2 separate regions of the Mus musculus genome follow, and region 2 is linked to region 1. Evidence: chromatin contacts called from ENCODE POLR2A ChIA-PET data. All regions are on one chromosome and are shown on one strand. The core of a region is the stretch at or near the end of the contact, and the rest is flanking DNA. Distances in the headings are between cores, read along the strand shown. Region 1 overlaps Gm29630 (a long non-coding RNA gene). Region 2 overlaps Tmcc2 (transmembrane and coiled-coil domains 2).

Region 1 (7,558 bases), core at 3,175-5,674:
TCCAGTCACAGATGTTTCTCAGCCCTGTTGTTCCTGGAGGTGACTGCAGAACAGAAATACCCAGAGCGAAGAAGACAGCTGCAAAATGGCGACAGGGATACCGTTCCTTTCCAATAATAGGTCAACAGCAGGCCCAAGGGAGGAGTTGGCAAAGAACGGCCTGCAAATCCCTGCTTCTGAGCCAGATTGGTCAGAGCACAGGATGTATGGTATCTCCAGACCTCAGGAGAGGTCATATTTGGACGGAGCCCTCACCTGAGGGGTCTTTCCCTCTCTTCAGGAGGCAGTGTCAGAACTGAACTAGGGGACAATCAGCTGGTGTCTGCTGGGGAGTGTGGCATCAGAATTGCTCAGTATGTGAGGAGGAAACTCATTTATCAGGTGTCAGAAGAGGCACGGTTTGTGACAGTAGAAAAAGACACCTTGGGTTTTCCCATCTTCAATAGACGCTGAGAGGACTCGGGCTAGAGGGAGGTGGGGGATAAGTTTCTCAGGAGCGGAGTATGGTGAGACTGCTTCCCAAGGAGAGAACCTGTCTGTGCAGGACACCCAGAGATACAAATTCAACAACTAATTTGCAATCCTGTGCTCTTGTGATAAAGTGGCAAACAATACCAACAGCAGACACAGCTCCTGCTCTTTTTTTCCCCCCTTGGTTTTTGTTTTTTTTGAGACAGGGTTTCTCTGTATAGCTCTGGCTGTCCTGGAACTCACTTTGTAGACCAGGCTGGCCTCAAACTCAGAAATCCGCCTGCCTTTGCCTCCCAAGTGCTGGGATTAAAGGCATGCGCCACCACCCCCGGCTCACAGCTCCTGCTCTTAAGGAACACAGCCCGGTGCTGGGATGGAGAGGTCAAGAGTCAGTTACAGATGCTGAGTCATGTCCTTTGAAGATGGCACAGGCTGTCTGGAGATAGTTACCACAGACACTGGGTGTGGGAACTTCTTGAAAATGACGTCATGGTTAAGGCAAAGGATGAGTAAGAGTCGGTTCAAAGAATGGGGAGACCATGGGTGAGGTTATAAGAGAACTCAGCCTGGTGCAGCATTGCTATAGCCCTACCAGTGACACAATGGCGACTGAAGGATCAGAGGGTAGAGTGACAGAGTCCTAAGCAATATGGCTATCAGGAAAGATTCTGCTCTAGGAGTCTTAAAGGTCATTGTGGTCTACATCAGGGTAAATTGGAACTTGCCAAGGCATTAAAAAAAAACTTTCTAGAATCAACTGTACCAGGTAACACTCAGCAAGGCTCTGAGAACCCAAGAGCAGAGGCAGGAGGATTGCAGTGAACCCAAGGACATCCGGGGTTATGGTGCCTGTCTCTCTCGGGTTGTCTTCCTGTTAGTTTCTACTGCCACCCATGTAGCTTGAGAAAGGAGGCTTCTAAAAAGGGGCAATCCCAGGAGCTGTAGCTGAAAGTCTGAGGGATTTGGGGAGCACGAGTCAGTTCTTAGAGTGTGGGGCTCTGACAGTTGCCAGGATCCAGGAGCTGCCCATTCAGCGTGTGTGAGAGGCAGCACTGTATGCAGAGAGGCCTCAAGGGATCCTACCCAGTGGCTGTGACGACTGCTGAACAGGCGGTAGTCAGATCCGGGGGATCCCAGAGCCAGCAGCAGCATTGTGGCAACTGAGTAGTATGTACAGGGAGGTGGACAGTGCATCCCTGTAACTCCTCAGCAGAGGGAACGCTAAGAATGGCTCTGTCTTGGATATTTACAAGGTGCCCATGTCTTTTACAGCCCTCCTTTTCAGGCTCTGTGTGATGGTTTGCATATGCTTGGCCCAGGGAGCAGCACTATTAGGAGGTGTGGCCTTGTGGAGTAGGTGTGGCCTTGTTGGAGTAGGTGTTGAAAGGAAATAAAACTCGAGACCTGTGATTTATGTAATGTATGTCAAATAGCCCAAAGAGTTGTTTGTGAGCTTTGAAACCTGGGGCTGAGAACATAGCAGAACAGACCAGGACATGCCCGGGCAAGCCCATCACCTCCCTATCTCCCACCCCTCTGACCTAAGTTAAATGTTACAGGCTCCTGATGTTTAAATGGACCAATCATGTGAAACCGCGCCAATTCCTCCCCCAGCCCCACTCCTTTTCTATAAAAACCCCTAGCTTCCAAGCCTCGTGGTCGAATCCACTGTCTCCCGTGTTAGATACATTTCCACCCGGAGCTCCGCCATTAAAATACCTCGTGTTGTTACATCAAGGTGTTGTGTTCTATTCGTGATTCTTGGGTGCAAGCCGAATCGGGAGCTGAGTGGGGGTTTCACCACTAGGTTCTTTCAGTGTGACCTTGTTAGAGTAGGTGTGTCACATTGGACATGGGCTTTAAGACCCTTGTCCTAGCTGCTTGGAAGCAAGTCTTCTCCTAGCTGCCTTTAGAACAAGAGGTGGAACTCTCAGCTTGTCCAGCCCCGTGTCTGCCTGGACACTGCCATGTTCTCACCTATCAGTCCATGATAATGGACTGAACTTCCGAACCTGTAAGCCAGCCCCAATTAAATATTTCCTTTATAAGAGTTGCCTTGGTCATGTTGTCTGTTCACAACAGTAAAACCCTAACTAAGACACTCTTTTTTTCCCTATTGATTGGACAAAATATGCAGGTATAGAGCATACTGATACCCTAGAATCTAGTTCTTCATCCCAGATGCCACCAGGCTAATGCAGAGAAGACCACTTTCTCCACTGCTGTCCTGTCTCCATGCTATAACAATACAAGCTACACTTGTGGAAGTTGTTCACTTGTTTGATCTTTTGAAAGGAAGAGAAAGTTCAAATAGGGAGGTGGGGTGGGGGAGAACCATACACTAGATGCTGAATAGGTCATGCCTAGAATTCTAGGCAGAGGAAAAGTCTAACCTCGGTCAAAAGGGTCCCCTCCCAGATGCATAGCTGCCACCAGCCTCACTTTCCTGTCATGGGGGATCTTCTGGAGGACACTACTTTCAGAGTGACTCTTTAAAGTCACGCCCTTCTGAGGACAGTGTCTCAGACTCCTGGTGCAGCCCTATAAGAAAGAGGCATTTGCCTCATCTCAAACAACACAGCACACAGAGCTTCCTCCTGCTTCTCAGCTGGGCAGTGTGTGTTTCTAACTATGTTCCCCACCCCGCTGCATGCCTGGAGTCCAGTTGCACAACAAACAGGACTTAAGTGCCTCTTGATTCCAGAGAGTCACCAACCCTGCCTTCTCACCTTTCAGCTACGCAATGACCCTGAAGAAGCCTCGGCATTGAGATCTTGAACTTTGGCCAAATAAAATACCAAGGCAAGGCTTCTCCCTGGCTGTTCCGTATGGAGAAGTCTGTTTTCTTAAAAACAAAACAAAGTGAAAAACAAACAAACAAACGGAATGTGCTTTCATTTTAATCCCAGGTGCAGGGACTGCTCAGAGCAGCTGACTAAGGCTTGCCTTGTGATTTTTGCCAGCTGTAGATAGTTTCTGCAATTGTGTGATGTTTGGAATTCTGGGAACTTTTCAGAGGGTATGTAAGTGCTAGTCCTCCCCCCACCCCCACCTGCACCCTCATCCCCCACCCTCTGCCCTCCCGAGGTGGAGTTGGTGATTGGTGATTGGTGGTTTTTTGTCAGTGGTTGCTGGTTGGTCATGGTTTGTTAAGTAGTCATGCAGAAAGAAGAAACAACAAGAAATTAGATATCCCGATAGCAGGAAGTAGTCTTATGATAACATTGCCCCCTTTCTCCTCTGTCCTTGTTTCTCTCCTATCTAGTGTCAAGGGACTGAAAGGTGGAAAGTGGCGGAGAAGGGTGGAAGAAACAAGCACCTACAAAGTAGCAAAAGGCAGCTACAATGTTCTCAGTAATAGGGAAAAATCAGCACTCCGGTTTCTTCTCTCCTTACTCAGCAAACTCCTAAGTATGAAGGGCTTTTATTTTTATTTTTCCAGTTTTGACTGCCCCACTGTGTCCTTGCAAACCTGGCTCCTTGGGTGGAAAACTCTCTCAATAGTTACTCATCTCTTTTCAAGCCTGGCTCTGCATTCACTCTGGAAAGCACCTGCTTACTTCTGAGCACGTCCCAACGCAAACAGACATTTGAAGCCTCAAGACTATGACCCAGATCTTGCCTCTTATTTGTTCCTTTGAAGAGAAGTCCCTAAAATGAACAAAAGGCTTGCAAGACATTCTGGTGGCCTCCATCCTGCAGCCTTAGCTTGGGACAGGCTGTCATCCCCAGGGCCTTGGTTGTGTTCATGTCTGTAAAGGTCACTGCTTCTGCCTATCTCAGGGCCACAACTGCCACTCAGTGATTTCCAGGATTGGTAACAGGTGCAGGGTATACTGGCTGAAGTAGCAGAATCCAGTTCATTGCACGTCACACGGGAACCCTGGGCTGTGTTCTCTATATAGAGCAGGAGGCCTGTTCTACAGTGGGCTGTACTGTTTACATCTTTATTCAGCCAGTGTGCATGCAGGATGCCAGATGGAAGAAATTCTTAAAGGCTCTATTTTTGTTGTTTTCTTTTGACATTCACAGAAATGCTGTGCTACCAACTTTTTAAAATAATTGGTTAAGGACCGCGTTATTTTTGTTGCCAGTCATAAATAGAGAGGTGCCAGACCACATTGTCCAGATCTATAGAGGTTGCTGGTGAGCCTCGAAATTAAGAAGGGTTATTTGTGTTTGCAGTGCTGTTTTATTTTAATCTTCCTCTTCTTCCAACCCTGCCACCCCCACAGCCCCCTGAGGGGAATTCTTGTGGAGCGGCTGGGGATGAGGTTCGGTGGCAGCAGAGTGTTGCCGAGCATGTGCGAGGCCCCAGCTTCCATCCCTGCAACTATAAGAAAAGAAAATACAACTAAAAAAGGAAAGCCTTGTTGATTCGAGGAACTGAGGTAAAATTAAACTTTATCCTTTTCTGAAGCCAGAACTTTCCCCAAGACTAAAATAGGCAAGTGCTGGGGTGGGGTAAAGTGCTTCCTGTGCAAGCCTAGGGGGCCTGAATTCCAACTCCCAGCATCCACACAGAAAGCTGGGTGGGGCCGGGCACACCTGTAACTCCAGGACTGGGGAAATGAGGACACAGGAGGATCCCAATGGCTCACTGCTCAGCTAATTGGGCCAAACAACTCCAGGTTTAGTGAGAGAGCCTGCCTCAAAAACATAAAATTGAGACATGATACAGAAATATATCCAAGGCCAACCTCTGGCATCTTCTTGCATGTTTGCACACATACACAAGAATATACACACACAGGTACACACTCAGGAGTGTATACCCCACACACTCTGTATACCACACACATGTGCACTTACACAGAAGTGTGTATTCCACACACACCAAGAAAGCCCCTAGCTGATTAGCTGGGAGGATCCCCACAGATACCCAGATGAAAGGAAACCCATCAGTTTGTGTGAAGCAACACTGCCCAAGTAAGAGAAGCACCTGTGAGGAGGGTCATGTGGGGCTTCCTTGCTGCTGGGTACAGCGCAGGGTTATTTCCTTCTTGGTCCTCTGGGTATGAGTAGGAAGTGGAGAGGCTGGGGCAGGGCTGCTCCCCCTCAGAGAAAGACACAAAGACAGCTCCCAAGATTGCTCCTGTGCACCGGTCACCTACGTGCAGCCCAGGCTAATGCATTAATGTCTGGAGAGCCACGGGGACGTATTTTAGGCACTCTGCAGGCATAGATTGAGGACGTTGCTCTCCATTGCCTGGCAACAGGGTTAGTGTGACAGCTTCAGTTCCTAGAGAGCGGCTCTTAAAATTCTCTACGGAGTTAAGGGTTACCTAGTGCTGCGGGAAGGGGTCAGGACAAATGTGGTTTTGGAACGGCTTATTCATAACCAACCGTTACTGTTCCGACTAAAGAGTAGCTCTTTTTCCTTTCACAAGAGGGATGTTGGGCAGCCCCTTCAAATGAGGACACAGAGAGAAGAACATGGGGTACATTTGTGAGCTAGGGTGGTCGTGTTGCTGGGAGGAGCACACTGCTTCTACCCTCAGTGCTGAAACGCAAAGAACTAAGGGTAGGAGTAGGGCACGGCGGGCAGCCTGCTCTGGACAGGGAATCAATGCATCCAGATTAAAACCTTTACTGCACCCGATCCTTGTGGGGATGAAGGGTTGGTTTCTTCAAGTGTAGGACAAGCACCATGTTCTCTGAGGTGACACTGAGCTCGTGATGAACTGAGGAGATGTCATGATGATCGAAATGTGCCAGTCACAAAAGGATCTACACTGCATGAGTCCATCAGCATGAGACCTAACCTGAGTCAAATTCACAGAAAAGGTGTGTGTGTGTGTGTGTGTGTGTGTGTGTGTGTGATGTCCTGGGTAAGGGAATTACTGTTGGGCATCTCTCCTGAGCCATCTCTCCAACCCCCTAAATTAATTTTAAAAACAAAACCACGTAGTTGTATACCTGTGACCTCTTTACCTGCGAGGTAGAAGGAAAAGGGTCAAAGTTTGACAGGGGCGAGAGGGGCTGGAGAGGTGGCTCACAGTTGAGAGTGCTAGTCAGCACTAGAAGTGTCACCTCTAGAAGAAGAACCTCTTCTAGAGGTCCTAAGTTCAATTCCCAGTAACCACATGGTGGCTCACAACCATCTGTAATGGGATCTGATGCCCTCTTCTGGTGTGTCTGAAGACAGCGACAGGGTACTCATATATATAAAATAAATAAATCTTAAAAAAAAAAAGTTTGAGGGGACTCCAGCTACATAGCAAGTTGAGGGCAGCCCTAACTAACTGACCAACCAACCAAATGAATAAATAAAACTGGTAAACAAGATACATTTGCAGCTTAGAGTATTTGTAGGACCTAGTTTTCTATCTCTGAATAGATAGCAAACCAGATTTCCCCCTTCTACGCCAGCACATCACTACATACTTCTCCCTAAAAGTATGTTGTAGCCAAGCCAAACTGTACCTAGATAAATCCCTCGCCCCATTTTCTATAGCATCTAACCAGAATGTCCCAGAGTAGTCAGGCTTGGCTTACCTGGCACTGGGACCTGAGCACTTCTTGTTCTAGTAGAACCCATCAGAGCCCTGGGTTGCTTCTGTGCGTTTTCTAGTCCCAAACTCATTAAAGAATTCTACTAACAGTATTCTTTTCTGGGATTTTCATGGAGACCCATTGAAATCCTTTAGCTGCTTGTCAGTGCCTCAATTGCTGGCTTTCTTCACTGTATCCCCTGCCTGTCTTTTTTTTTTTTTTTTTAAAAAGATTTATTTATTATATTTAGGTACACTGTAACTGTCTTCAGACAGCTACAGAAGAGGGCATCAGATCTTGTTAGGGATGGTTGTGAGCCACCATGTGGTTGCTGGGATTTGAACTCAGGACCTTTGGAAGAGCAGACGGCACTCTTAACCACTGAGCCATCTCACCAGCCCCCCTGCCTATCTTCACTACCAAATTCAGAAGTCAGATAGGATCCCTTTCTTGATTTTTTTTGGGGGGGACAGGGTCTCTCTGTGTAGCCCTGGCTGTTCTAGAACTCTCTCTGTAGACAAGCCTGGCCTTGAACTCAGAGAGATCCTCCTGTTTCTGCTTCCTGAGGGCTGGGATGAAAGCCAGGAACCAT
Region 2 (6,607 bases), core at 1,024-3,523, 87 kb after region 1:
GAGTGTATGATAAATAGTCAGAGGACCACCTCCAAGTATAGCTCAAGACCTTTCCTGACACAGCTAGTGGCTTCTCAGCTGGGGGATTGATGTGAGGAAGTGGCCTTTCTGTAGCCAAGACAGGGTCTGGCCACCGCATTTACTGGCCTTTGGCTTCTATCCAGTGAGTTGAAATTCCCATAAGGGTAAGGAAAGAGGCAACCACGAAGCTTCAGATGAGATGCTTAACGGGGTACAGAGCCAGGATCCCCAAAGGCAGACTGGGGAAGAGCCTTGGGGTACTTTTGGAACAAGAGTCAACTTGATAAGTCCTTCCTGTAGGCAGGGATGTGGCAGAAGTGACCTTTTCAGCAGTGATGGGCCCAGGCCACTTCATCCAGACGGTCACTCGGCGAACTATGTCAGGGCTGGGTTGTCAGCGTGGGAGTGCTCTCCTGGAGGCTCTGTGTATAAGAGGGAGTGCTGCTGTCCCCACCCAGACTGCCCTTCTGGCTGCTTGGGTGACTCAGGACTTACCAACACGTCTGGATATGCTGTGCAAGCCCCACCTCCTCTCCTCCCTTGACACCATCCCAGCAGGTCTTGGGGCCCATGGCCTCTTCCCATGTTCATCTGAGAGTTGTCAATAAGCTTTCAAGCCACTTCACTCTGGCTGCTTCCTTGTCTAGCCCTGGTGGCAAATCAGAGTCCCTGTTGGAGTCCTAGATGGGTAGGAAATCTCCTGGAAATAGCTCCCGAGGGGGTCATTTTGGGGCACTGTGGGACCACACCCACTCCTGACACCTCTGTGCCTTGCCAAATCCTACTCGATGGGCAATGTAGACATCATTTCCTCTCAAGTGTAGGGGCTGACAGTCTTGACTCAAATCCACACACCTTGACTTTGGAACTCACTCTCTTTCCTAGACACCACACCTGCTAGAGGAGGGAGGGCCCCGCACAGATACATTTGCAGGGCTTTGATGTCGGCTCAGGACAGGTGGGTCTCATCTTCTAGGAAGCCAAGCTTCTGCTGATTAGACTGAGGGGAGAGACTTAGACAAATCAGCAGGCTCTTAGTCTGGAGGAAAAGGCTCCTGGGTCTTCAGGTCAGAGGTGTTGCCAGTGTCACCCTGTGTGTCTTTACAGAGTCCACCTCAGTTCCTCCAAGGAGTTCTGGACCTGCCACCCGGCGTTAGTGTTGAGGTGGAGTGGTCATTCTTTGGGTTATTTCTCTACGTTCCAGGGAGTGTGCCATCAAGTTTAGGCATGCGATGTCTCACATGTCTCCTGTTACCACACCTGTGTACCAGAGACACCATTCTTACTGGCCGATGTGAGACAACAGCTGGGTGCGACAGGTCTAAGGCTAGTGGCAGTGTTGACTTTGAGCCCAGATCCGGGATTGACTGCAGGGCCTGCCTCTGCAGGAGAGGTTAGCCTGCCTGAAAGATCTGGTTATAGCTCCCCTTCCTCTTCCCGTGGTCCCAGTGTCTCCTCCCTGCCCTCACTCGGCAGCACAGACAAATCAGCTGTACCCCACACTAGGCCTGGGCTGCCTTTTGGGTTTGCAGAGCTTGCACTTGCTGCAGCTTTGTGACCCAAGAGGTTATCGAGTGGGCTGGCTCTGCAGCTACCTGCCCAGGAGAGAGAAGGCACCAAGTCTTTTTATCTGCCCCCACCCAAAGAGACCCAGGTAGTGGGTGTCTACCAGTCTGACTAAGCTCTCTAGTACCCTGGGGGTGAGACCTGCACTTGTGGGATAGATGCTCTGGGAAGGGCCTGCCTCTAGGTCTTGTAGTCTGAAGGAGGCAGACTACGAGTGGTAACCCTGACTCAATGTCTCACTCTCTGGACCTCAGGGAAGAGAAAGAAGTGGGGGATAACTCACCCTTCTTAAAAAAAAAAGAGGGAACACAAACAGACACAAACAGGGGAGCCTCCCTGAGCCCCAGGATGGCAGGGTTCTGTTAGGTGTCCCATTGTCTCCTGGCTGAGGGAAGTAAGCCAGTGCTTTCTTTGACAAAGATGCAGCTTGGGGGCCTGCACCTCCCTTAGGCTGTTTGCTTTGCAGCCTCAGAACTGACCAAGAATGACCTCTGCTTCCTCCCTGCTCCCTTTCGGTGTGGGCCGCAGCTGGCAGTGGCATTCAGAGCCAATTCTGGGAAGGCATCTGACCTTGGAAGGAATGTAGGAAATGTCTAGCCAGGAGCAGCCACCCCCTACCTGTGGCCCAAGAATGTGGGCTCTGGGCCACCTGTGGCCCCCAAGAGAGGTGCACATAGACACGTGGTTGGAAAAGAAAGGGGGTACAAGATCCAAGACTGGAATAGCTGGAAGGCTGTCTGGCAACACTCCTACGTAACAGAGGGCAAACTCTTGTGGTGGCAGCACTGTGCCCTCTCCGGTCTCTGGGTCCCCTGGAGCCTGAGGCCACAGACGCAGCTGCAATGTTTGCTTGTCAGACTCACAGGGCCCTGGGATACCAGCACAGAATTGACATGCACAGTGGCCACCTCCAGCCTGCTTTCCCGATGGGGAAACTGAGGCCCAGAGAAAGGCTGGGAGTTAATTACAGGGCACTAGTTATGTGCTGAGACCAAAGGTTGTTTTTTTTTTTTTTTTTTTTTTTTTTGGTTTATTTTTGTTCTGCTTTATCATAGCTCCTCTTGCTGCCTTCTCCTGCAAAGGGCCTACTGCAAATATCCACAAAGGTCCTGCTGGGAAGTGCTTTGGGGCTGTTAGGGGTAGGTGCTACAACCACAGGGCAGGCACTAAGTGCTAGGCCTCCACACCATACTTGGAAAGCTGGTACTCCCTGCCTCAGCTGAACAAGTGTAACAAAGCCAAGCTAAAGCCAGTAGCCTTGTGAGGACTTCGTCTTGAGAGAGGTTTTGGAGCACGGACTCTGCTGACCCCTTGTGGCTACAACTGGTCACAGCATCTATGGGCGCTTCTCCATTTCCCTTCTGGGAAGTGCTCCAACAAAGCTGGGGCTGGATGGATTGATAGGCATATCATTTAAGTTGCTCAGAGCAAGGCAGGTGAGTGTGTGTGTGTGTGTGTGTGTGTGTGTGTGTGTGTGTGTGTGTGTGTTCCTCATTCAGTATGGAAGACAACATCTGGCCAGCAGATGATACCCAGAATGCTTCAGTGTGGGGAGAAATCCTGTGATTTTTCAGAGACAGTGTAATCAGCAGACCTCAGACAGGATGGTTTGAAAACATAAAGGATATTTATTTCTTAGGAAGGTCCACCACAGCTGGCAGGCACTGCTTCTCCTGCTTCATGGATTCCTCTCTCCTGTTCTAAGAAATCCCCACTGTGCTTGGAAAGGCCCTCGGGGAGGCTGGGCTGTGCAGAATCGAACACAACACTCCAGAGCCTTAAGGAAATGACAAATATCCTCTTCCTCACAAACACACATATAAAATAAATAGATATATATATATAAAAGAGGCCATGCCCCTCCTGCCCATTTGCTGGGACAGCTTGGGAGAGCGGGCTGCATGGCCACACGCCCCTTCTTCCAGCCAGGACACCAGAGGATACATGGTCTGGAGTATGATGAACCAAGAATAAGTCCTGGCTTCAAAAGGAGGATGGGCAGGGTCCTCTCTCTGGAGCCCAGCTGGGCAGAAGTGAGGGAAGGGTGGGTACAAATAAATAAATAAGTAAATAAATAAATAGAACTCAACGTGATCCCAGAGGTCTAAGGGTTTGGGCTGGAGGCTCAGGGCCCTTGGGGCCTGTTTTTTTTTCAGAAAAACAGCACACCCGGTGACAGGCAGAAAGATGAGCAGAAAAAATACAAACCCAAAGTTACACCCCACAGCCTCCAGAAACCAGTCTCAAACCAGCTCAAGTGGAAGGAGAAGCAGGAGGAGGGGAGGCTGAGCTCCCAGTGGCTGTGCCAAGCCTGCCCTCTGGCCCCAAGGCTGGGGACCCTCCCCTTTCTGCACTCTCTAGGCTCAGCAGGGCCTCCCACTGGCTTTTATCCAGACCATCTCCATGGGAGGAAACTGTGGCTGCCTCCAGGATGGGCTCTTCCCTAGGGAAACTGAGACTGGCCTTCTATCTTAGTGGCTTACATGACTAGAGCATCCTCTTGTCAACCCAGAAAAGTCCCATGTGGCTGCAAAATAATTCAAATAATGCAGCCCTGGTGTCTCCCCACTGCTCCATTTGGCTGAGAGTGTCCCTGCTCCCTCCAGCCCAGAGCACCCTCTCTGAAACCTTCAGGCCGAAAGGGAGATGGTGTCAGACAGAAGCAGTGAAAAGAAGGGACAGTTAGGGGCCAAACAGGTCACATGACAGACCCCGAGGGACGCAGGAGCCCCGGGCCCTCCTGGAGATGCCTGTGGCTAGTGGGATCCGGAGAGCACAGGGTGGGGCGGCAGCCGCTCAGCTGGGCAGCAGCACATGCTCCAGGAGGTAGGTGAGGGAGGCCCAGTGCTTCCACAGTAGGAAGAGGACGAGGAGCAGGAGGGCGGTGCTGGTGATCCGGAGGCGCGTCTTCATGAGGGGGGTGATGAAGTTGGCAATGGTGGACACAAACACCAGCAGCACGGCCATGAGTGCCAGGATCACGTTGATGAACTTGCCCAGCAGGGCGCGCGCGTTGGCGTTCTCCACACCTTCTAACTGCACCACTTGCTGCTGCTGCTGCTGCAGTTCCAGCTTGGTGACTCGGGTCAGGCAGGACTCCACGGCCTCCTGTGGGGACAGAGGGTGGATGTGGAAGCCCAGGGTGGCTGAGACTAGACTGAGCCCAGTCCACCTGTGCTGATTCCAGTAGGGCTTCAGTGTGGCCTCAGGGGTAAGCTTGGAAGCTTGCTTTCTGCATGGCAATGTTAGGGTAGTGAACTTTTTTTTTTTTTTTTGGTTTTTTGAGACAGGGTTTCTCTGTATAGCCTTGGCTGTCCTGGAGCTCACTTTATAGATCAGGCTGGCCTCGATCTCAGAAATCTGCCTGCCTCTGCCTCCCAAGTGCTGGGATTAAAGGCGTACGCCACCATGCCCGGCTGGTAGTGAACTTTTAAAGTGTGTGTGTGTGTGTGTGTGTGTGTGTGTGTGTGTCTACTGTAAAGAAATAAGTCACTGGTGGGATTGCTGGACTCTGAGCTATATCTGAGTTACAAGATTTTGGGGGTCAGGAATAGTCTGACCCCCAAATCTCTCTGCCTCACCATGTGACACAGTCCCTGCCCTGGGGAGGCTATAGCTGTGAGGTCCTTACCAGCTGTAAGGAGAGGATGACTCCACACTCCAGTGAGAGCTGGGCAGACCTTTTCTCTTTACAAATTATCCAACCTCATGCATCTTGCTACTGTACCAAGAAGGTGGTAGCACATGGCCCCTCTTCACAGCCAAGGGCACAGCTAGGACTGGGAACAGAACTCTAATGAAGACTGTTTGAGGAGGATCTAAGGAAATGGAAGTCTTGCTTACTGATCCCAGCTCCATATTGAGGCAAGGAAATGCCTGGAAATAACAATTATTCATTTGTAAACCTGTCACCAAAAAGATGTGGCAAATGAAGGTGGCCTTTACCCACTGGTTTGCCTTTATATAGTGCACACACTTGGGCGAAGACTTACGTTGCTCTTATCTCTACCCCACGAACACTCCCCTCTTTGGCTTCCTGTACCAATTGGCCCCATGGATATGTTTCTGCTCGTCGTGTTCCATGTGATGTGTCCACCTCCACACTGTCACCTGTACCCTGTGCCTACAGATAGGGCAGTTGCTGTTGGCTCTGTCAGCATATTGGGACCTCCCCAGAGTGGTCCTGGCCATACCTGGATATCCCGGGCCCTCTCGTAGGACTGGTAGGCCACCTTCTCCTCCATGCTGGCCAGCTCCTGCTTTAGGTTGGTCATTTCATTCTGGTGAAGCTCAGTCAGGTCGTTCAGCTGTTCCTCCAGCCTCTCATACCTAGGGGAGAGGGGCAGGCAACACCACTTCTTTGGCTACTCAGCTCTTCTCTCCCCAGGACCAAGGCGCCAGTCAGTAGCGACATGCAGCCCACCCATGTGTCCAGTCCCGCTCTCATCTTAACCCCCGTGATAGCGCAGCATTTCTCTGTGACAGCCTTGTGCTAAGCATTGCCTGCATCACCTCAGAGGATTCTCACACAGCCTCATGAGACAGGACGAGGTCATCCGTATTGACAGGTGGAAGAATGAGACAGAGACTACTAAGGAACCTGTACAGGACCTCATGGCTCTTGTCAGGCAATTCAGGATTAAGTGACTTCAACCCAGATTCCTAAACCCTGGCTAAGATGCTCTCTGGGTAGCAGAGATCCTGGGGTACAAAGCATGTGACCTCTGCTATGAAAATCACCACGGATCAAAAGACGACTCTAAAGCGAGGGTGACTAGTTTTTACGTGGGGTTCCCCTCAATTTTACAAACTATCATCTAGAAAGAAGAAGTGCTAAGGGAAAGGTCCCCCAAATCCCAGAGAAGGAGGAGGTGGGGGAGGAGCAGCCTCCAGTCCATTCGTGACCTTAGGAGTCTGAGGTATTCCAACTGTCCACCCTACTTATCTATCTCCAGTTTGCATTCATAGGTTGACTTCTTCAGTTTTTTCTTTAAAAAAACAAAACAAAACAAAAACAGGG

What was found. ChIA-PET counts read pairs that join two places held with the same protein, here RNA polymerase II (POLR2A).
Region 2: POLR2A ChIA-PET joins it to region 1 with 27 read pairs in Patski. The contact joins two enhancer-like sites. POLR2A ChIA-PET finds 5 or more read pairs at or near these places in 2 of 5 experiments (Patski and embryonic stem cell).

What each region holds. Positions count from the first base shown.
Region 1 is chr1:132,263,863-132,271,420 of GRCm38, forward strand. It overlaps Gm29630 (a long non-coding RNA gene), which reads right to left. Exons shown (of 4, transcript XR_387388.2): 4 at 4,739-4,804. Among named protein-coding and RNA genes, the nearest start is that of Gm29630, 11 kb to the right of the region's middle. Within about 2 kb of position 4,425, at least 1 of the 3 ENCODE cell types and tissues checked has a DNase peak (open chromatin) inside an H3K27ac peak, as active enhancers do.
Region 2 is chr1:132,353,123-132,359,729 of GRCm38, forward strand. It overlaps Tmcc2 (transmembrane and coiled-coil domains 2), which reads right to left. Exons shown (of 5, transcript NM_178874.3): 4 at 5,781-5,916; 5 at 3,193-4,695. The coding sequence ends at 4,384. Among named protein-coding and RNA genes, the nearest start is that of F730311O21Rik, 14 kb to the left of the region's middle. Within about 2 kb of position 2,274, at least 2 of the 3 ENCODE cell types and tissues checked have a DNase peak (open chromatin) inside an H3K27ac peak, as active enhancers do.